Regions from separate parts of the Mus musculus genome. Here regions 2 and 3 are each linked to region 1. Evidence: chromatin loops called from intact Hi-C (ENCODE). Cell type or tissue: heart. All regions are shown on one strand. Region 1 has its middle 110 kb from the start of Gm36597. Region 2 has its middle 28 kb from the start of Gm24221. Region 3 has its middle 53 kb from the start of Gm39957.

Region 1 (8,000 bases):
TACCTGCAACTACAGCAGCAGCTCAGGTCAACTGCATCCACTTCTATCCATCATTCCATTTGTGTATCCATTCCATTCCATCTCCCGTCTTGCAGTAGGAACTGACAGCCTTCCTGTGGAAATAGCCTCACAGCCCTACCTATGGTTATAATTGCTTTAACCCCTGGGATTTCTAAGGAAATATACATTCATGCTGAATTTCCCCTTAGGAATGTGGAACCATAGTCCCTGCAAGTACTGTTATAATAAAGAATCTTCCTGGAATCCCTATGCTTAGGCTATAGCAAACAGCTTTTCCTGAAAATCCAGGGACCCAGAAGGATGCTGCTGCCAGGACAAGGCCTCCTGAGTCCTTCACAATTCAGCTTCCTGACGCCTGTGTGGATTCCAGACAACGTGGCTATTGTCCACTTCTAAATCCTACAAAACCCCGGATGTGAATAGGTCTTGGAAAATGAGATTCTGCCCTGTTTTTGTCTGGTCCTAATAACAAGGCCCTTCCTATCGCACTCAGGTGAGGAAAAAACAAGTCAGACAGTCTTTACCTTGGAGAATTGGGAAATAATGAAACTTTAAATAGATCATTGTGGAGCCTGCACTATGGAAAGAAAGCAACTCTATTTTCCTGATTCTGACACATGTCCCCAGCATTCCTCGAGTTCCTAAATTAGGATGCATCTCACAGTCAGAGCTTTCTCCTTCCCATGAAGACAAACCAAAGGACCTACTTGCCAGCAAGTTGATACTTTATATTTGTACATTTGTGTCTGGTTGTTGGAAGGCACTTTTATTTTCACTATGAAGTTAACTTCAACTTGGGTAGGTCTAATCACTCAAAGAGGTCACACTAACATGTGCTACAAGTATTCTTGTTAGACAAGGTTGTGCCATACCTCTGCTTTAGCTTTCCCATGTTTTGGTTTTGCTCGTTTCAGGAAAATCCCAGGTATTTATCAGCCAATCTTGAACTTTCTTGGACAGTGACATCACCGATTGATGTCACTAATTATTTTTAAAAGTTTCTATTCTTCAGTCACAGCCATGCTTAGCATTTACTTTAGGGACACAACTAACTTGTCCAATTTACTTCTCCAGTGTCTTACTTTCTTTTAATGATTGAAAAAGACTAGCCACCTAAGGATATCTATGGAACTGCTTCCTTGAACTTAAAAGATTGGACTTTTGTAGTGATATCATAGCATTCTCACCCATAGATGGTACATTTTGATGCCTTTTCATATGAAATTGCACAAAGTGTCTGTACCTTAGCTGGAAATTTATATTACAATGTGAAGTACTCAGTGTGTTATGTCTTTCTTATGTAAGGCCATGCATCTATCTCTGCCTTCCCACTGTCCATCACCTACCCCTGGGTTGTCCAGTTACCTCATAAACATCATTAAGGAAACATCTACCATTTGGTTGATTGGTCACTTGATAACATACATTTATTTTCTTATTAATATGAAATTACTTCTTGTCTAACACTATATTCAATATATACTATACTATATTTTATGATACTATAGATGTACCATAAAATTCATTATAAAACGTTTGTCATATTTTCCAGCTGTAAAAATCTCTTATCTCCATATTCATTAAGGGCAGGCTACATGTTCAGGTCACAGGTGTGGAAGTCCTCTGTGCCAAAATGGAGTCACCCAGGTCAGGCACTTGCAAGATGGAGTCAAGAGGCGGCAAGGGGACTGCCGTCAAAGACAACTAACCTCACAGCATTAACAAAAGCCTTTTTGATCCAAGATGCACTCAATTACGCAGCTACAACTGCTTCTGGGTAGACATCTCCATGCCAACAGCCAGTCCCATGAATCAGCCCATTCCACCTTCTCAAGGAGCTGCTGCGACCAGCTTATACTACTTCTCTCTTTGGACTTTACACACTTTCCCCTACAGTGGAGAGGGAAGAGACCTGCTCAGGCAGTAAAGTTCTTAAAATAAGATCATTAGGACCAGAGTCCAGACCTCTGGCATCCAAGTTAAAATAAATAAATATGCCTGGTAGTGCATGACTGTAATATTAGCACTGGGGAGTGGAAAGAGACAGATTCTGAACTCACTGACCAGCTTGCCTAGCCAAATTGGTGACCTCCAGGTTCAGTGAGTGACCTTATCTCAAAGAATGAGGTGGAAAGTAACTGAGGAGAAAATCTAATATTTATCTACCTCTGGCCACCACACACATGTGCACACATACATGAACATGTACAACACACACACACACACACACACACACACACACACACAGCGTTTTCTCTGTAGTAACCTCAGAGAGGCTTATGATTATCAAAATTTCCCAGGTCTGTAAATTCTACTCATTCCCACATAAACTCTATCTACAGAATTCTGTTTCTTATTTTGGTTGATCAAAAGCAAAATAGAACAATGTGGGAAGTCTGCATGATTGTCTTAATGCCATTTGGTGTCTTGTCCTTGTTTAGCAAGGTCCCTTTGTATTCGTTCCTGTTGTTCCTTCAGAGAACTGCCTTTGGCCAATAATGGTTTCCTCTTCTCTTAAAATACCTTCAGGTTACATAGTTCATAGGTTTCAGAAACAGCCATACCAGAGGCCAGCCCTTTCCCCAAGATAGGAAACTCTGCAATAGCTAGGCCTTTCTTCTCTTTTGTGTGTTTTCTGCAGCTTCTGGGCAGCATACTCCAGGTCCTTCAGCCTTTGAACTCTGACTTGCCATCAGTAGTTTGCCTGACCAAGTTCCTTCCCCAGACACAGGCTACCACACATGCAGTGTCCTCGGAGTTCTGCCAGTCATTTGTGTTGTGATCCAACAATGACATCCAAACATGGGTGTTAGCTCTAAAGTCTTCTGGGTCTGAGAAGTGAAAATAGATTTGACCCATCCTGTTGCCAGATGCAAACCAGTATACCACTTTCCAGCTGTTTTCTATCCTACAGGCTCTCCAGAACTTTCTGGAACTTGAGGTATGAAAAATAGATGGTGTTTTACAAGTGGCTTCCACAAGACTGTTTGGAAAAAGCTGTTCGAGCTGTGGACAAGTTGGCTCTAACATAGTTGTCATACCCTCTGGTCTATAATGACCCTATAATACACTGCTTCCAACCCCTTGGGGGAATCAGCCCTGAGAGGGAGATAGTAATGCCAAGCAAAGCAATAAGGCAATGGCTCTCTCCCAGAGGAAAGGCCAGTTTCTATCAACAGGGGGCACCACCCATTTTCCTTACTCTCCATGAAACAAATTAAAAGAAACTGTAGCTAAGAGTGCAGTCCGCGAAGCTTCCAAGTTTAGAAACCCACACAGGTTTGTAGCAGGGGAAAAAAAATCAAGAATCATCAAGGACCACTTTCTTGACCAGAAGTCTGAGAGTCAGAAGCCCTTCTGGTTGAACCAGACTCCACAGGGCTCTGCCTTCTGAAGCTACTCGGCACCTAGTGCCTCTCTCCTCCCAATAATTGGAGGTTTTATAAGTGCACAGCTATCATTCTGACTTGAGAGTTTCCACCATCATGTCTGTGAACTGCTTCTCAGATTGCTCTCTGGCTTAGTTTTCAAAGGCTTCCCCATACCCTGACACTGGCTTTAGGTTACTGCTTGAGGCAAACGAGCCCCATGTGGATAATTCCTTTCCTTGGGTGGGTCACATCTTCTCTTGAACATCAATGTTAAACTGGTGAGCTCAGGTTCACGAAGCCTCTCATATCCACTCTCCTGTATGCTCAGACTGAGCAACTGATTTCAGACTTTAAGATGCACGTAGAGAATCATTCATAATACAGGCCATTGTTTTTTGTTTGTTTTTTGTTTGTTTGTTTGTTGATTGATTTTTGTGACCTGGGGGAAATCATTATCATTATAAGCTCTGAAATCTGTCTTTGATTATATTTTCTATTTGTTTTTTTTTTTCCATCAGTGAGCAAACTTTTGAGAAAGGGCGGCATCTTGAAAAACTAGAAGTATGAGTACCAGCCCAAGAGTCCTACAGAGCAGATCTTGATACATACCTTGAGAGAAACAGAGTGACAATAGAAGCCATTTTTCTTCTCTTTCATCTTTTTGAGGGACATCTTGAGTGGGAGACACAGAGAGGGTACAATAAACCTGTAGAGATGGTATCTGGCAACAGCTGGGTCTGATGGGAAGAACCCATACTTCAAGTGAAGCCACCCACGTTTCACCTTTTCTTTCCACCTGGGTTGAGTTCCGGTACCTACAACTGCAAGTGGCTTATGATGCTAACTTCCCTTTATTTTGTTTTGTTTTATTTTATTTTCTCTACTCCCTCCAATCTGATTCCTTGGGGATACCTCCAAATAACTATATGCACCTCCATCCCCACCTCGGGTTTGCTTATGTGTCTTCTCAGTTGAGGTCCACATTCTGAAGTTGTTTGGTGTCTAGTTGCCAAGCATAATACTGCTGAACATTGGGGCATTCTTCCAAGATGCATTCCCAGAGCCTAATGTCTCCTTATTTAAAGCAGACGCATAGTGAAAGTTCTCCTCTTGAGTCATAGGACTTGATTCAACTTAGTGGGAAGACGGAGGAACAGGATTTGTCTCCAATGATGAACTTTATATCCGCTGGGTCTGTCCAGTTTCTAGGACCCCATCAATCAATCAATCAATCAATCATGTAGCAGCAAGCATCCTCCCCAGGCACATTCCTAAGCTGGAAAGCACATTAGCATGAATATAGTGCATAAGCACTTTCTGCTGTGCCTCAAAATTGGTGACTCTGTCACTCATGCCTACTTAAATTAATTTACATGCTTTCTTGATTAGGTAAATCTCATCTACCCATACAATGCAATAACAAAACAATTTAATTATGGTGTCTGATTTGAGGGTATTTTTCCCTATTAGTGTTTGGACTGGAGACAACATGGCAACAGTGAATAGGAGCCAGGCTCAGTGGTTTCTATCAGAGCTGTGTGTACCATCATCACTAAAGAAACAAAGATCCACAAATGCTTGAGGTTCCATTCCTGGATGAGCTAGCCAATATGGTGGTGATGGAATGGACCTAGAGCAATGTTTTTCACACCAACCATATCTCCAAGTTCACAAGAGTTGAGTTGGTTGACACCAGGCACTGGAAATCATCTCAATGGCAGAAATGCATGTCCCCATAGCTCTCAGGGAACCACCTCACCAGCAGGTCCCTCTACTGCTTGCTTTCTTTGGCAGTGTTCTAGATGGTTGGATGGGTGTGGGTGGTGATGCCTTTAACATCATTATTATTTTCCAGGCCTGTGGCATTCTGGGCTAAATGTTAATCTGAAATCAACCTGGTGAAGAACTGATTCTTCACCTTTTAGTTTTTTGTCTCAACCCCACCAGGATACACCAAGGAAAGTAAATATGAAAAATAACAAAAGATAAGTCGGAGCTGGGTACTTCTTGTTTTGCCATTTGAATTATTGACAGGTCAGATTTCAACACAGAGAAAAGTTCTGATCTCTCTCTTTTCTCTCTCACACTCTCTGGACCAGTTTCTCATCTCCGAAAGACAAGCATGTCAAAAATCTAAGCAAGCTTCATGGGAATTATTGAAAGTGTAGAGGTAGGAGGGGGAATGAAGGGAAGCAAGGACCCCATCCTTAATCCTATGCTTGCTTAGAGCAGCTTCCTTTACCTGTTGAAGAGGTAGAGATGACAGGCTGTGTGGACTCAGTATGTGAAGGATCCTTTCCTGGCACTCATCCAGAGATGCTGAGACAAATGTGTCTAACCCACAGCTCCATCTCTCAAGGACCAGTAACTAGCCATGATCCAGTCTATGGGCTTTAGGGGGAACCTGTGGCTGACACTTGTAGGTGGCAAGCACCAGGAGGTGGCAAGCACCAAAGGGTGGCTGGTTCAGAGCTTGTGATGAAAAATATACTTAAGAAAAACCTGTGAAGACAATAAGGACATGCAATGCACTGACATTTACATCGTGGAACTATTCTCCTTCTCCATGCCTCTTCTTCACTGTTTTCACCTCGTCCTGCCTTAAAGAGGAGTGAAGCTCATTCTGGTTATCCGATTTTCTTGATAAACAAAATGTGGTAAAGGAAAGTATACTAAACATCCTTGATAATAAAAAACCCAGCTGAAGAAAATCGAATTCTTCCTTGATGATCTAGAAATGCTCCTAATTAAGAACTGCAACTATGCGTGCAGATTGCAAACATGTTGGGTTATTTCAGTGGATGACTCAGGATGTCGATTTTTATTTCTAGCTGACAGTTCATTAAAAATCATAGATAACATACTGCTTCAATTTGAATCTTCTGAAATATTATGCATTTGTTATCCTTAAGCTCCAAGATATCTTTTCCTTTGATGCTCCATAATCACCATCAGTGAAAAGGCCTATTGCATACTTGCAGGAAAACATAATATCATCATGGTTTACCCCCTACTAAAGGCAACAGAGGCAAATGAAGCGAGCAAGTAACCTGCACCAGTGGAGTCTGGTTCTCTCTTGCATCCATCCTGATGAATAGGAGGCTCTCACTTGAAATCAGGGGGAAGAGGGCATAAAGCCAGTTCTTTTCAATTTGGCTACAGCCAGCTTTGTTCCTCATCTCCACAGCTCAGTTTCGAGAGTTTAAAGTGCCTCTGCACGTGCTTCCTATCAGCTCAGAAAGTGATAGAGAATATCACCTCACTGTTCAGTCATTTGTATAGTATGTAATGATACCTGAATGGCACTTACAATACCAGTATTATATTCTGTTCATGTAGACAGTCTTACTTATATTGGCTTTGAGTAGGCCCTGGGAGAAATATGTGGGAGCAAGTATATTTTGGAAGTGATGCCAAGAATCCCTGGTGGAGAAGAGTGGACAAATGAAACAGGAATGAGAAAGAGTATTTAGAGTATGTATTTATGAGTAGACTACTTCTTGGAACAGCTGGGGCTTAGCTACAATGGGGATCTCTGAGAAAGTATGTTGAAGAAAGTAGAGCATGCTTCAGTGGGCCATCTGATGCCTTAAGAACATGGAGTTTTATTTGATTGCTCCTGTCTATTTCCAGTTGGGAGTTGTTCCATTGGTGCTGAATCCCCAGCATGTCTAAGCTGATTGACACCTGAGCACAGCCCTGGCAAGAACATAGCGGAGCAATCACTGAGACACAACTCCAGGTGCCTGCATCAGGAAGCAATGTGCATAGATGTGAAGGTAACTATCAGCTAGGGACACTCAGTCTGAAGGAACATTGGATACTTCTGTGTTGTTTATAAACATAGAACATGCAGGTTTCTCCTTTAGTGGGCCTAAACCAGTAGGTCTAAGGAGAGGCTAAGAATGTCAACTTGTCATAAGTTCCAGATATGCAGATACTACTGATCCAGGACCTAATTTTGAGAACCACTGACAGGTATGGGGGATCATAGTGAAGCTCCAGTAGTGTTTGTTACTGAGATGATACGATGCTCTATTTATTGCTCTAGAATTAGTATTGGAAATCTTCAGATCCTGTTGGCTGTCTGACTGTGGACAGTGAGTAAATTGAGAGGAGACGGATGACAAAATTAGTACAAGAAAGAAGTCTGAAGAGGGAAATAACTTGATGCAGTTTCCCTACTCTCTACTCTTAAAAAGATGTGATTCCTTGACAGAGAAGAATGGAGAAAACCATTCCTTCTTTTAAATCATGGGGATACAGTAGAGATGGTGGGTTGAGCTTATGGGTGTAGGTAGTTGGTGAATATGGTTGGTCTTTCCTATACTTTCATGTTGGAGAAACAATGGTCCCAAGGGTGGGACTCCTGTGAACATATCCAGATTTTGACAAACATTTCTCAACTTATCTTGCAGATCTGGTTGAGCACCATAGTTCTGTGTAATCACTTCTTCATTCATGACAAAATGCAAGGGCATCTATAAAACTGTCTGCTTCTGCAAGAAAGAAAACCGACCAGAGTTCATTCTAGAAACTTAACCTGCCTCTACCACTTGAGCTTCCTGATGGAAAGTCTGGACTTCACACATTATTAGTCTCTACCAC
Region 2 (8,000 bases), 160 kb before region 1:
CTCAATCAGGCAATGACTTCTTGGTTTTTTTTTTTTTATATTTTTTATTAGGTATTTTCCTCATTTACCTTTCCAATGCTATCCCAAAAATCCCCCATATCCTCCCCCACCCACTCCCCTACCCACCCACTCCCACTTTTTGGCCCTGGCGTTCCCCTGTACTGGGGCATATAAAGTTTGCAAGTCCAATGGGCCTCTCTTTTCCAGTGATGGCCGACTAGGCCATCTTTTGATACATATGCAGCTAAAGACAAGAGCTCCGCTTATCACCTCTCCAAAGGCAATTTCTCAGGCAAGGATGGGAGTAGGGGGTGGATGAAGTTTTACCTTAAACACCTCCCACACACAGGAAGGACAGAATTTTGTCCCTCTGCCTGCTGATATTGCTCTTTTCCTCTCTCACCATCCTTTCTCCTGTTAGTGAGAGTCTCCTTATATGACTTCTGTTCAGCATGACAGAAGCCTTCCTACCTACCAGTTCCTCATTACAACATCTTTGCAGTCTCCAATTCCATCCAAATTTCATGCAACCCAGAGAAATAAGAGGACAGAACTATGCTCATTTTACTGATGAAAAGATGTAGACCAGAGAAGGATACAGCCAGCTGTGCATGCCAGGCACTAGCATATCAATGTAGGATTGTAATGTAGGTATTAAAATTATTATTGTTACACAGTTTATTGACATTTTCATTTAGAATACTGTATATTTGGACCATTTTCCTCACCATTCTCCTCTTTTGCTCTCCTCCCCCTAGCTACCTTTCTCTTCCTAAATATCCCTGCTTCTGTTTCCATGTTACATGCTTTTGTGTATACACATATAAAGCAAAGAGTATTAGTCTTCCTGAACATGTCTTATCTCATTAATATGATGGTCTCAAGTCCCACCCATTTCTCCACAAATGATAGACTTTTATTCTTCTTGATTCTATGGAAAATTCCACTGTGAGCATGTATGCTCGTGTGTGTATTTGTGTGTGTGTGTGTACACGTACATTTGTGTGTGTGTGTTTCATTCTCTTTATCTAATCATCTGTGGTCAACATATCTTTTGAGGGGCACAATTCCACACTAATAATTTCTTAGCTCACATAACTGATGATCTCAGAGAGGAGAATGCAAGAATGAATCTAACACATGTACTGTCACTGTTAGAGACAATGCATCTAAGTGGGCAGCGATGACCTAGGTGGTCCTGGCTTCTGAGCATCTGTAGTAGTGTGAATGTATCCTCTCCAAAAGTTGTTTAATGCTAATGGGATGGTGGCAAGAGATGGGTCTTTTCAGAGGTGATCAAGCCATGAAGGCTGTTCCCTCATAGGTGATATTAGGAGGCTCCTCACAGCATTTGGCTCCCCTGTCTTTTAGCTTCCACAAGTATAAGGACATCGCGTTTCCATCCAACCCCAAAGGATGTAACAGCAAGGCACCATCTTGGAGGCAGACAGCTGTTCTCACCAGACGTCTGACCTTCTGACTCCTTGATCTTGGGATTTCCAGCCCCCAGTTCCAGTTAGGGAACTAACCCATGATATGTATCTCAGCTGAAAGAATTTAGTACAAAACACTGTTCATACACTTGGAACAACTGATAGGTAAGTTAGCATCTCACGCATCTGCCACGAGCTAATGAGGACAATGTAAGATAGGGGAGCCTTTCAAAGGCCACATTCAGTCTCAGAATGGAATGAACTCAAGAGAAGGTCATCTGGCTATAGCTGTGCCAAAGGAGGGACTGGACCTCAAGGAACACCATAAGAAGTGAGGGGGCAGAGACATACCCCAGCTTCTCCTTCTGCTCAGTTCTTTCTTTCCTTTTTCCTTTTATGTTTATTCTTTCATTTTGGAAATGAGGTTTCACTATGTAGCTTAGGGCGGCCTTGAGGTGATCATTCTGCTCCAGCCTTCCAAGTACTGAAATTGTAACTGTGACCCATTATGACCAGCTTGGTGACTACATCTCTGTCTTTTGTCATATGTTCTCACTGGCCAAACCTCAATGGAAACCACTTAACATGAAAGTCTGAGAAAGGCAGAATTGTTCTGGAGGTAGCAGCAACTGCTGGGCTCATGTGCTTTGCAAACACTGATAGGGAGTGGAGATTAAAAATAAAATAATACGGACTTAGTGATGATTGGAGTGACTTAAGCAAAACAAACAAACAAACAAACAAACAAACAAGAAGAGCTATATAGCTTTCTGAACAGTAGGACTGATGTGTACATGTGTACACGTTCAATTTGTTCTGTGCACTATCAAAGCTTGAGAGACCTTAGTGGCAGTTTTGGGTTCCTCTATCCCTCCTAAGGGTGGGCAGTCAATAGGCTTGTGTTGCCTTGACTAGAAGATTAAACAGCCAGAGCACCTCACCCCTAACAGCTTAAAATGACATACTGAGAACAGCAAGTATAATCCCCTTATGTTTACATGGTATGAGTGCCCTTTGAAAATCTGATTAGCTTTTTTAATTACCAGGGACCCTTTCAGCACTTAGCTGGGAAATTGCTGGATCTAATTAATACTTTCTGTGTGTCAGGAAAACACCATTTGCTTCACTATCCGTGCTCTCAGTTTTGGAGGCTTCAGAGTTCAGCACCCAAGTCGCATCTTGGCAATGTTCCCTTCTCTCTCACCATTGCTCTTCGTGCTGCTGCTGAACCATAAAGTGGACAAGAACTTTATGGATGGTCTTCCTAGGAGGGACAGATGTGCACCGAGTTTCATAAGTGCTAACTACAGTGGAAAGCTAGCACAGAAGAGACATGGGCAAGAAGAGGAGACAATCTTCAGATTGTCCCTACCAAGTGCTGTGGATGGAGGAACACTTCCCTATTTGGGACAGTGATTAAAATAAGTTATTCCCATGCTGTCTGAGAGCTGTGTGTTGCACAACTGGCAAAGAATGAGAACAAGAGCCTGGGGTTTGGGGGAGCTGGCATCTTTATTGAATGTTGTCTTGACCCTCATCTTCCACAGTGGCAGGTGTTTCATACAGACTTACTGTGTACCACTGTGAAGAGGTAGAGTCTTGACATTTAGTTCAGACAGCCAGACCCTTGGCAGTTCCTGTAAATCCAGGCAAAGAATGTCTATAGAAGCCACCTGGTGGATTGGTGAGGATGGGGCTAGGGGGCTCACTTTAGCAACTGCTTATATAGCCTTAGGGGGTCACGACTGCTTTCATACAAGACCACAAGCACCCAAACTTCCATCTCTTGGTGTTCAGATGATCAGAGCTGTGACTGGACAAAGAGCTGGAAGGCCCTGGAGAAGCCAGAGTTCAGACTGACACTCACATGTTCCTGCTTAGGGGAATACATACTCACCACTTCCATCTTCATGTGCTCTGGATCAGTGTGTGCACAGACTCTGAGATAATCAACAAGGGCTTCCTACAAATCCCATCAATCAATAATACTACTGCTACAAGTCTTTCCAGCACTGACAGGAAAAACAAGTCCTGACTCTGGGGGGTATCACAAGGACATTCTCAGTATAAAGTATTGTCAACTCGTGCATCCATGCTAATACAAAACTATCCAAATGCCTTAAAGAAGGTAAACGAGAAATCACGCCCGAGAGCCAACTTCAATGAAGCATAATTTGCAGCAGAGGGCAGCAGAAGACACCGTTTGGAAATTCAGTCTGCAACTGGGCACATCCTTCCCGTGCCACACCAGTCAGACCACACACACACACACACACACACACACACACACACACACACACACACACACACACACACATACACACACACACACACACACACACACACACACAGAGAGAGAGAGAGAGAGAGAGAGAGAGAGAGAGAGAGAGAGAGAGAGAGAGCGAGCAGATCTGTTTGCCAGGGCCTCACCCTTCTTACATGACCACTAGTCACTGGGCTGGTGAGCCACAGCTCAGGTCAGACAAGATGCTTTTCACTGGGGCCATCAGGAGGGTCGGGACAGGACTAAGGCGGAAATAGCTGGTTGGCGGCTCACTTCCCTATCCACGTGACCAGGCAGTGGAGCCCAGATGTTGTTAAGGTGGTAGGCGACCTTGGCTATTGTCCTGGTGCTAATGAGAATGCCTTGGGGTTTAGGCAGCTGCTTGTTTGGAGGAAGACAGAAAACTGTCAACCTGTGATTTCCTCCAGACCCTTAGTCCCTATAGGCAAAAGCCCCGGGTCTCCTCGCTGTGCATGGTTCAGGGGTTAGATGCCATCACCCTGACTCTTCTTAGAGTCCTCTGAAGCTGGGGTGAGTGTGTGATGACACTAACAACCGGGAGAGAAAAGACAGAGTCGGGACAAGCCTGGGAGAAAAAGCAGGCCCCATTGCAAGCACACGTCACTGCTTCTCGTTTCTAATATGTTCCATTAGCTCTCGGTATAATGTTTCCAAATGAGCCACAGCAGGGACTGTGGTACTCTTGTTTCTTCAGGGTTATTGATGAACCCTCTCTAACTTAGCTGTCCCTCTCTTTTTCTACCCCACCCCACCCCTGGTCTTTTCTTTCATTAAGAAATAATCCTATCTTCTTTTGTGACTTGAAATAACATCAATATCCTTAGACATTCATGCTTTTTTATTGCTATTATCTTTCTGTTTTTGAGACAGGACCCCACTCTGTATGTAGCTCGGGCTTGTCTTAGACTGGTAACCATTCTCCTGCTTCACCCTCCCAAGTGCAGGAGCGACCAGGCCTGACTACACCCTGTGTTTATATATTTAGCCCAACTCCTCTCCTAATCTCTCATGATTGCCTTGAAAATCATTCTGGGAAAAAAAAAGTAAATCATTCTAGAAAAATAAGACTAGGATGTTTAAGTATGTCTCAGGGTCATAGCTGATGAAGAATTCTTGTTTTTTAGGCTGGACCTAGTGAACCTTCTCTACACTGGTTAGTGTGAACTCCATCATCTTTCCCCATAACTTTTTATTGATTCCTTGTGAGTTTCACATCATGCACCCTAGCTAGTTTCACTCATCTCTCTCCCCCTGTATCTGCCCTCTGCCCTTGCAACCTCACCCCCCCCCTCCCCAGAAGAAAATAAACACTCAATCAATAAACAAACCAAAACGTCTCATTGTGGGAGCTGTAGTGTGTTGCAGTGCATCCCATAGTATAGCGTTCTATCCACACATCTTCACTTGCCAATGTTCATTGTTCAAGGCCTCTGGCTTCTGCCACACCATCAATATTGGATTCTCACTGGGTCTCCTCCCAGTTATCTCGTTGCTTCCCCTTTTGTGCACCACTAGGGTGAGCTCTTCAGCACTGCTCTGGCTAACCCACCCAAAGCAGACATCATCAGGAGGCAAGGCCATCTCACCTGTGCATCCAGAGCCAGCTCCTCCTTGCTTCCCAGTTGAAGTACCCAGGGCCTATTCTCCAAGTACTGCATGTAGTAAGGAGCTGGGCCAGCTCTCTCTCTCTTATATCCTCAGGGCTGGCTCACCCATGTCTTCACCATGAGGTCCAGCTCCTCTGTATTGCCCAGATAGAACTCCATCATCTTAATAGCTCAGGTCTTGGCTTGTCCTCTTATATGCCATACATACTCTGCCTGGACCAGATTGTTTGTCATCCCAGGATGCTAAGAGCAGAACCAGTTTCATCTCTCCTTTTATTTTCTCCAAACACCACAATTGAGTAGTTTTCCAGGCTTTTATACCTGTCCATCTATAGTCTATTATTAATAGGACATCAGGATAAGTGATCTCTTTAAAAATCTTAATCACTTGCTGTCAGGCCAGTACTTACAGCCTCTCCTGCTTCTGATTAATTCTGAATGAAGAGAAATTCCTGCAATGCCTTTCAAACCTGTCTGATCTGGGTCTTCAGTGTCAGCATCTGTGACTCTCCCTTCTACCCACTTTTGTCCACAGTGGCCTCTGTGATGCCAGGCTTACACATTCTTTCTCTACACTTGCTCATGCACTTCCCTTAAGCCATGGCTCATCTTCTCAGGGAAACATCCCAGCACATCCTTTAATTAATTCTGCCATACCCTCTCTCTCCAGCTCTGTCTTTTCTCTGTCCCACAACCTCATTGTTGGGATGATGGCCTGATCTTAGATTCTGCTTACTGGCTTCCAATTCCAGGATGTAGGTATGTTGTGGCCCATCCCTTGCTTTGTTCACTGATGTCACTGAGTCCCTAGAACAGTTACAGCACTTACAAATACTCGGCAAATCTTTTAACAGATACCGTTTAATCAATTGTCTTGTCTGTACAATGCCCTTCCTGAGATGTCTAGCTGTTTTAATCTGATTTGACCTAGATTAAAAACATCAGGGTGTGGAAAAAGAGAAGGACATTCCAATGAATTTGTACCATGGGCCATTTCATTAAAACTATTGTTCCAACCCAGATGTAGCTGTCTCTTGTGAGACTATGCCGGGGCCTAGCAAACACAGAAGTGGATGCTCACAGTCAGCTAATGGATGGATCACAGGGCTCCCAATGGAGGAGCTAGAGAAAGTACCCAAAGAGCTAAAGGAATCTGCAACCCTATAGGTGGATCAACATTATGAACTAACCAGTACCCCGGAGCTCTTGACTCTAGCTGCATATGTATCAAAAGATGGCCTAGTCGGCCATCACTGGAAAGAGAGGCCCATTGGACACGCAAACTTTATATGCCCCAGAACAGGGGAACACCAGGGCCAAAAAGGGGGAGTGGGTGGGTAGGGGAGTGGGGGTGGGTGGGTATGGGGGACTTTTGGTATAGCATTGGAAATGTAAATGAGCTAAATACCTAATTAAAAAAAATTAAAAAAAAAACTATTGTTCCAATCTGTACTCTGCCAACAGTGTATGGAAGCTGCTCGCCACCATGTTTTCTCTAGCATTTGATATTTTTGTCTTTGTGACTATAGCTATCACCATCAGTTGAGATTGTTAGTTGTGGCTCTGCGTGCATTTCCCCAATGGTAAGCATATTTTCTTTGCAGTGTTGTGGGATAGTCAGAGAACATTATATTAACGAAGTAAGCTGAACATAGAAAGAGAAATACTTCATGTTCTCATTTATTTGTGGCAGATAAATAAAACTGAATCCAGAGAAGTAGAGTGGAATAATGGTTATCAGAGGCAAGGAAGGAAGGAAGAGTTGAAAAACTCAGTGACTTGGGTGTAAAATCCAGTTAGATAGGAGGAAGAAGTTTTAGTGTATTCTACAGCAAAGTTCTACCCACACCTTACTAGTTCAGAAGAGCTGGGAGAAAGGATTTTGAATATTTGCAGCACAAGTGACAGCTGGTCGAGACAGTGGGATCCTAATTACCTGAATCTAACCCCATAGCATAAATTGTATAATTCATATGTACCTATTAAAATAATAAAGGAAATACAAAGAAAAATTGCCATGCCAAAGTGTCAGGGCTACGACCAGTGAAGACAGTGTGCACTTTTCTTTGAACAAAGACACCTTAGATGTTTTCTTCTCATTACAGTGGCAGCTCTTTGCCCTCATCATCTAATAAAAGTGATGGATTACTAATAATGTGCCTTACTTTTATCCCTTGGACTATGGAGTGGGGCAGTCTCTTTCCTAGGCAGTGCTCTGAGATGGGGTCGTGCCACTAGAACACTGTATTCTATATTATTGCCCCTGTGATTTCCATTGATCAGTATAGAAGCCAGCCACTCTGCTCAGTGTGTCTCTGATGGTTGATAGAAATAGGTGATGTCTGCAAGTCTGGGACACAAGGTAACATTCTCTTCCTTCTTGACTTCATGCCGATAGATAACTAAATGTTCCTGCTCTATGCCTCATGGGTAAGATCTATGCATCTGGAGTTCTCACCTGGTCTGCCCCACCCCAGTACCCAGAGCACACATAAGCGCGAACACACACACACACACACACACACACACACACACACGCAAACAGCCACATGATGATGAGAGTAACTCTGACACAAGGTTCTTAGGAATAAGTTCACAGTCTCATAGCCCAGATGATATGATACCTGCTGTGCATCAGAAAATCCCATTAAATGA
Region 3 (8,000 bases), 59 kb after region 1:
AGCCTGTGCATGCACCTAAAGGATTATAAGCACATGGCAAAGATACTTGAACATCATCTTAATTAGAGCACTATCAACAATATTTAAAATCTGAAACCAGGCTAAGTACCCATCAGCAGATGAACTGATAAAGAAAAATATAACATATACACTCAATGGAGTTCTACTGAATAATAAGGAAGAATGAGATTATGTCATTTTTAGAAAATGTTTGGAACTGGAGATCATTATGTAAAATGAAATAAGCCAGACTCAGAAAGATAACTATGTATGTACAGCATCTAGTTTAAATGAAAAGGCTCTGTGTGTGTGTGTGTGTGTGTGTGTGTGTGTGTGTGTGTGTGTGTGTGTGTGTTTAAAGGAGACAGAGCAAGAACAAAAAAGTTAAAGAATAGCTGACATCTATTTCTTAACCTCCTTCTGGGAGTCTCTAGCTCTATTTTCTCAAAATACTGTCAGCTTTCCATTACTATAACAACAACAGAAAGAACATGAGACAATCAACTTAAGAGAAAAAGGATTATTTGTCTCATGGCTTTAGAGATGTTAGCCCCTGCCAAGTAGCCCCTTCTATATGAGCCTGTGGTGGAAATGGCAAAGCTGTTTACTTCATGATTGAACAAGATGTAAAACAGAGAAGAGGCCAGAGTTCTACAAGCCTCTATAAGGCCATGCCCCCCATGACCTAAAACTGCATTAATGGTTTATCTTTAACCTTGCAGCACTCCAATAATGCCAATCTGGGACTAAACCTTAACATTCGAGTCTTTGGGGAATATTTCAGATCCACACTCTAACACATGGATACTGTCTTTTCTCTATCATTCTTTGATATGTAACAAGGGGCCATTGCCTAAAGTTTTTTTTCCAATTTTTTAATAAATATTTTCTTCATTTACATTTCAAATGCTATCCCAAAAGTCCCCTATACCCTCCCCCCGCTCCCCTCCCCCCCGCTGACTCCCCTACCCACCCACTCCCACTTCTTGGCCCTGGCATTCCCCTGTACTGGGGCATATAAAATTTGCAATACCAAGGGGCCTCTCTTCCCAATGATGGCCGACTAGGCCATCTTCTGCTACATGTGCAGCTAGAGACATGAGCTCTGTAGGTACTAGTTAGTTAATATTGTTGTTCGACCTATAGGGTTGTAGACCCCTTCAGCTCCTTGCCTAAAGTTTTGAAAGACGAACAAGGAAAGCAGACACCCTTTTTCCTTGACCTCAGTATCCTATTCATGTAGTAGTCTCTACCCCTCTCCAAATCCCTCTAACAAAGGGTCTATGCTGCATCTTCTCCCTTGCTTCAAATCATCAGGGACTTCTGGCCACAAGCTTCCTGAAGATATAAAAATAGCTTCTCCAAACCCCATGCTGCTCATATGCTATTCTTATGCTCCCAGGGGTCTTTGCAAACCCAAAGATCCAACTGTCAATTCAAAATGGTGTTCTTATGCCAAAAGCAGAGGGAGATCTTTACCCTAATGTCATTGTACATATTTAATGGGATATAATTGTGGATGGCAATGTAGTAGAGCTTTTTAGTGTTCCCTAAAAGTTCATGTGACAAAGGTCATCTCTTCATAATGGTGCTATTGGAAGGTAGACGAACCTTTAGGAGGTTGTACTGGGTGGGAAGACTCTGAGCCATTGTAGGTCTTAAAGGAGATATTTGGCTGCATTCCCTCTGTTTGTTACTTCTTGGCCATGAAGTCAGTGGCTTTGATCTGCCATGAGCTACTGCCAATATGAGCTGTTTCACCAGGAGCCAAACAATGGGGCCGATCAACCATAGGTTAACCCTTTCCAAACTGTGAGCCCAAATTGACCTTTCTTTTTTATAATTTGGTTTTTCCAGGTATTTGTTACCGCTTATGAAAATTTACTGTATTAGTTACTTTTCTCATTACTATGACAGGATATTTGTCGGAAGCAACTTCAGCCAGGGAGGTTTATCTTGACTTGTGGTACTGAGGTCAGAGCCCATCCTGGCAGGAAGCATGAGCAAAGCAGCTTGATCCATGGTGGTGGGGGCTCAATCTAACCATATATCATCAATTAGACATTCATAGGAAGCTAGATCAGGATTGGAGGTGAATTATAACCCTCCAAGGCCTGTTGACTCTGGGTAGCCTGTGTCTGTTGGCTAGGCTGTGCCTCCTAAAAGTTCCACAGCCTTCCAAAACAGCACCACCAGCTAGGGACCAACTGTTCAAACACAGCAGCCTGTGGGGAACATTTCAGATTCAAACAATAATACTGAGTAACACACCAGAGAGAGGAAATTTGACCTTTATTTTCACAAGTCTATAACTGAAATTTGGCATCATGAATCAAGACAGCTGCCATGGTTTTATTATCAAGATCTCTTATTGTATCTCCATTAGAAACCAGAGATGTTTTTGTATCATTTGGTATATGTAACTCTACCTTGAAATCCATTTATATAACCCTCTGTGTTGAAATCACAAAAATAGCCATAGCTGTCTCTAGAACCCATCGTGATTGACAGGGTACACACATATTACTGTACATACACAGCTGGGTGGTTGTGTTCAGATGTGCTGCATGCCCTCTTAATGCTTTCCTTTTAAGTCTTTAAGAGCAATCCTCTGACAAAGGAGCCAGATGAGGTACATGAATGCAAATACACATAGACACAAACTCACCAATGCTAACTTTAAAAATAAAAAGAGACCATGAATTTGAGAGGGAGTGGAGGGCTAGAGGGGAGAAGGAGGTGTGGATGTGTAATAAATATAGTACGATTGTATAAAATTTTCAGCCCCCCTTTTAAATGAACAAATTTAGCACAATTGTAATCCACTGTCAGTCAACTTCCTCATCAGCACAGACTTCATCTCCGTTTTCTCTGTAATCTAAAGTGTCCACATCTGTCTCTAGCACACTAGTCACCGCGACAACCAGCATCTCATACCCACCACTATTCAGCATGTAGTGTGGAATGTACTGTTTCACGATCCAGTGCGGTGGCAGAAGAACAAGGTTGTGAGGTCCTTTTGGGAAACCAAAAGAGACAAAAAAAATATGTAAAAAAATAGGAGATAACTGAAAGTCAATGGCAGAAGGCTAACTGTTAGTGGTCCCGTAAATGGGGACACCTACACAGTTAGTCCACCCTCTCTGAGGAGAACTTGGGAGTGTGAGCCCCTATGACATGGAGACCATGAGGAAGATTAGGACATTGGAGTGTTTAGACAAATAAGAATATCAAGACAGCACTAACAATCAAAGTAAGGAAGAACTATGGAAGAGCAGACATTCTCTAAAAGAGCCCCCAAACCCTGGAAACCAACCCCCTCATGACCATCCTACCTAGTATGGAATACTGTGTGACACCTTTATTTATAAAGTACACTTTATAGCAAGATTGATTAACATTATTCTGACCAAGTGGGACTATCATGAAGTTGTGCACTTGTGTGACTCTGGAGTGCTCAGATCATGAGAAAGCATTCGGCTTCTCTTCTGCTGACCAGGCTAAGAAGGAATTGAGAACAGAGGCTCCCCAGGAAACCACACACCATCAAGGAAGCGCTCCAGTACTGGCCTATGGGCTTGGGAGGAAGCACACACCCTGGGTCAGCTGTCCCTTGTCTAGGAATGGCACAGATCCAACACAGAGCAGCCTGCGTATTCAGGAAAACATATCTCAGGCACTTTTAATACCCTGGACAACCATCACCACTTTTTTCTTATCTAATTCCTTTTCAGGCTCTGGTAGTCCCGCCAGACACCAGTTATGGATTAACACTGTTGGCCTTTTAGACTTATGAATTGAAAAGTACAATGTGGCACACAAAGAAAGGGTTGGGTTACACAAGTCTGTTTGTTCTAGGAACTCAAAACACATTTCCCATAGAAACAATGGCGATAAGGCAGAAAGGCGAGGTGACCTCCTCCCTCCTCCCTCCACCCTCCACTTAGAAAGGATTTAGTCTGACGTTTGCAAAGCAGTAGTACTATTTCACTGTTAAGTTGCTTTTGAGATAATGCATTTTACCTTGAACCTCAGATGCTAAAACCTTCCTAAGCATTAAACTTTGCTTCCCAAGTTCTTTGCTCTTTTATTGATGAGAGGCAAAGCTGTTTCTTTCAGCTTGAATGGAGACTGTGGGATGGCTTGACTAAAAGAACACAACAGAGAGGATGGTGGGGCATCAAATTTATGAAGACAGCTTTATTCTGATACCCAAATGAGACAGGCACCCCCAGAAAGGAAACAAACCAAAGTATCTCATACATATGCATACAGTAGTCCCACTAGGGTCTTAGCAGCCAGGAACAGTGCCATCTGTAGTTCCAGCTGTAGCAAGAGAATGCTTTAATCCCACAGCTTCAGGGCCAGCCTAGGCAATGTAGAAACTTCTCCCTCTCCCTCTCCCTCTCCCTCTCCCTCTCCCTCTCCCTCTCCCTCTCCCTCTCCCTCTCCCTCTCCCTCTCCCTCTCCCTCTCCCTCTCCCTCTCCCTCTCCCTCTCCCTCTCCCTCTCCCTCTCCCTCTCCCTCTCCCCCTCCCCTCCCCCTCCCTCTCCCCATCCCTCTCTCTCTCTCACACACACACAGAGTTCAGCAAAACATAAAAAATAATTATATCTGATAGTCAAGTGTTCATTTTCCAGAATCATAAAGTTCATTGCTTTGAAATAAGTCAATGTATCACACTGTATTAGCTGAGGTTAAAGCAGAAAGATCACATCATTGAATCAATGGGGAGAGGAGGATTCAACACTCATTTATGAAAAAATAAATGAGCAATATTCCAGAAATGTGATAGATGAGCTGGTGAAATGGCTCAGTGATGTATGCTCATAAGAATGAGGATCACAGTTCATATCTCCACAACTCCCATAAAAAGCTAGGTAGTGATAGGGAGTGGAGATGGGAGGATTGTTGCAACCTTTTGCTGTAACGTACCAAGATCGAGATATAGTGGGAGATACTGTTGGGATCTCTTGTTATTCGTAGGCAGATATGAGTCTTGGCTCCTTACTCAGCTTCCCCTCGCTTCCTTAATGGAGTTGAGTTCCTCATCGTTAGTTAAGGGTCTAGACTCCCCCACTGGACCTCGACTAGTGCAGATTGTGGCCACATGGACAACTGTACAGTCACTGCTGTAGAAAAGTTGCCCTGTTTCTAGTCCTTCGTACAAACTAAATGGCTTTTCTTGGGAACCTGTCTCATCCAGTCCTGTAGCTATTTCTTCACTCCAGTGTTGTGATAACTGAGTCAACAAGGAGATCCTGGAATATACCACTATGGTGTTCCTCAGGTCCAGAGATAATCTGCCAATATATCTTCTTCTCTTGACATCTCAGTCTTCTTATGCTGATGTTTCAGAGTGCAGGAAGAACTGTGAGGTCACCTATCATCCTGGAGGCATACACCTGATGTTTCATCATTTGGCTGCAACAGAATTCTGCTTTCCATCAGAATCCTAAGGCTTCGTTCCGGTCATGTGGACTCCTCCAACACCGACTTCTAGATTTGCTTTCTTAGGATGAGGTCCCTCCACCTCATTCTCCCTGTTTTATTTCTGTTGTTTTCTGAATTATTCACTCTAGAATTCTGAAAATTCACAAGGTCGCCATCATCGTTGTGCATGCTGTGCAGCAATGTTCTGGCTGCTTGTCAGTCTCTGCTGTCTGGTGATCTCAGAGGCCTTAGAAGAAGATACCCATTCTGAGATATATTCTACATAATCTATTCAACATTCCTTAGACCTTCAGGAGGTAGATTGTGTATCTTATTTGCAGATTCCAAATCTCCTCCTTCTTCTCTTCCACTTCTGAAGATAATCTTTTCTATAATCATGCTATGATTTCAATATTTGTTAGCCACCCCAGATTCATATCTTGAAACCATGCCATCTAAAGTGATGGTATGAAGAAGCAGAGAAATTATGAATATGAGTAATGCCTTCTAACAGAGACCAAAGACAATAGATCCTGAAGGAGACAGGACCTTAAAGAATAAGTAAAGGTAATTTAAAAAGTTTCCATCTGCACAGCAGAAGGCAAGTCCTCCCCAGACACTCAATCTATTCATGTCATGCTCCTTAAGTTTCAGCATACATTACTATGAGAAAGGAACTTCTGTGGTTTATAAGACAGCCAGTTGATGGTGTTTTGTTATGGCAGCCCCCCAAAATAAGTACAAATATTTTGGTCTATAACACATTTAGTGTCTAGGATTTCTTTCAGACTTGAATTTTCTTTTGGGGGAGCATATTTTTGAAATAACATTGTTTGTCTTTGGATATCAGTTTTGATTTTGTTTGCTCCATGTGTCCTCTGAATTCTGTTTTTATTGTTGTTTTTTTTAATTTTTCTTTACCACATCATCTGCTTCCTCTGATTTCCCTCTGTTGTCTTCTTTCGGTTTATTCATCTGTCTGATTTGACCTCCTTAATGTTGAAAGGAGTTTACCTATGTGAAAAACTTTAACAGCCTGTTCTCATTTAGCAGAGTTACTGATAAGCTGGTGGAAAAGGAAACTGCAAATCCCTCATTTGCCCATAGGATCCACTTTCACCATACTGTCCTCTATTCTGGAAGCTGACCAATGTGCCATGCTCACCAGTCTCCTTTATACACCTCTGTTTGAAGTAACCAATCTACAGCATTGGTAAGAGGTCAGATGGCAGGCAGAGAAGACATGTTCCCTACTGAGCAGGGACTGTATTCCTCCTTTGAAGGCATCATACCCAAGAGTCACCCCTCTTCAACAGCTCTTTGTTGGGCTCTAATAATTATTTCTCTCTTCTTCTTTTATGATCTTGTTGGTTTCTGTTAGCCACATCCTCTTCCCATTAAATAGATCCTTTACTAAACTCTCCTCTTTTGACTGTGCTACCTGTCTTTCATTCAGAGTTCCTAATCATTACCGAATTCAGGTCCAGGACAAGGCTTGGCAATGAGTGGCTTCAGTGTACTATCATTGGTCTTTTTAATGGAAGAAATCCATGCATGTTCATATTAGTCAGTCAGGGCTCCCATTAAAAAGCTGTATGGACATTTTGATACTCACAGTTCTAGATGTAAATGTCCAGGTGCAATGTACCAGCAGATTTGGTATCTTCTGAGGTCTTTTTCCTTGTAGGTGGTCTCAGCCCCATGTCTCCCATGACAACCTCTCTGTGCATATGTTTGATGTGTCTGTATTTAAATTTCCTCTTCTAGTAAGATCTGAAGCCATGTGATATATAAGTGCCCACACCAACAGCCTAATTTGAATTCATTACCACTCTGAGATCCTGTCTCTAATATTCCATGATCTTCCAAGGTTCTGTGAATTGGGGGGCAGGGGAATCCTACTTGGTGAGCCTGCTCTGGCTATACAGAGCACTCCACGTATCTATTTCCTCAAAAGAGCCCTTTTATCCATGGTAGAGGGTACATTTTGGACCATTGTTCATCATGAAGGGCCCTAATGAGTTTCCCTGTTATTGTTCTTACAGCTGATCCTCCCTCTCCATTGAGGGTCCAGGATTCTCTCTTACTTTAGGTCAGAGAAGATATGTCCTGGGTAGAGGAATGGTATCACCATCTTCCCTCTCAGCTCTGTCCGTCACGTCTGACCTGGGGATGCTGAAATGCTTACACGTGACCACTTGTGCTTTCTGCAAAAATAGTCTAACTTTCTAATGTTAGTCCTTCCATGGAGACTTGGTTTCTGCATTCAACTCATTTGAGATGTTACTGCCAGTTCATCAGCTCATTTTACCAGAGGAAAAGAAGGTGGACTGCCACATTACAGGGTATGCCTATAAGACCCTTAGTTTGCTGTTAGTCATGTCTCATTTAAAGAATCAGTCAGTAAATGTCTCCCTGATTTTCTTCATACTGATGAGACTGCTATATCTCTCCCTACTAGACCATAATTTTAGTGATCTGAGAAAAGAGTGAAGACAAAGGCTTGTAATCAAACCATGCTTAGCCATAGGTTCCCAGTGATCCTTAAAGTCCCATAGCCTCATCTC

What was found. A loop is a pair of places that touch in the nucleus more often than their neighbours do. Peaks named below come from ENCODE experiments on the same cell type or tissue, not always from the same donor. Only the 100,000 strongest peaks of a DNase experiment are listed, where the experiment ranks them.
Region 2: a loop joins it to region 1, with 2.6 times the contacts of the local background. A loop is called at or near these places in 4 of 42 quality-filtered maps.
Region 3: it touches region 1 in a loop (2.4-fold over the local background); 4 of 42 quality-filtered maps call a loop at or near these places.

Annotation. Positions count from the first base shown.
Region 1 is chr2:148,276,218-148,284,217 of GRCm38, forward strand. No RefSeq gene overlaps it. Among named protein-coding and RNA genes, the nearest start is that of Gm36597, 110 kb to the left of the region's middle. In heart, a CTCF peak has its summit at 3,200 (motif pointing right); no DNase peak of the experiment used is centred here.
Region 2 is chr2:148,118,721-148,126,720 of GRCm38, forward strand. No RefSeq gene overlaps it. Among named protein-coding and RNA genes, the nearest start is that of Gm24221, 28 kb to the right of the region's middle. In heart, CTCF peaks have their summits at 3,593 (motif pointing right) and 5,247; a DNase peak (open chromatin) is centred at 4,011; H3K27ac peaks cover 688 bases; H3K27me3 peaks cover 988 bases.
Region 3 is chr2:148,334,798-148,342,797 of GRCm38, forward strand. No RefSeq gene overlaps it. Among named protein-coding and RNA genes, the nearest start is that of Gm39957, 53 kb to the right of the region's middle. In heart, no CTCF peak of the experiment used is centred here; a DNase peak (open chromatin) is centred at 3,604; H3K27ac peaks cover 406 bases.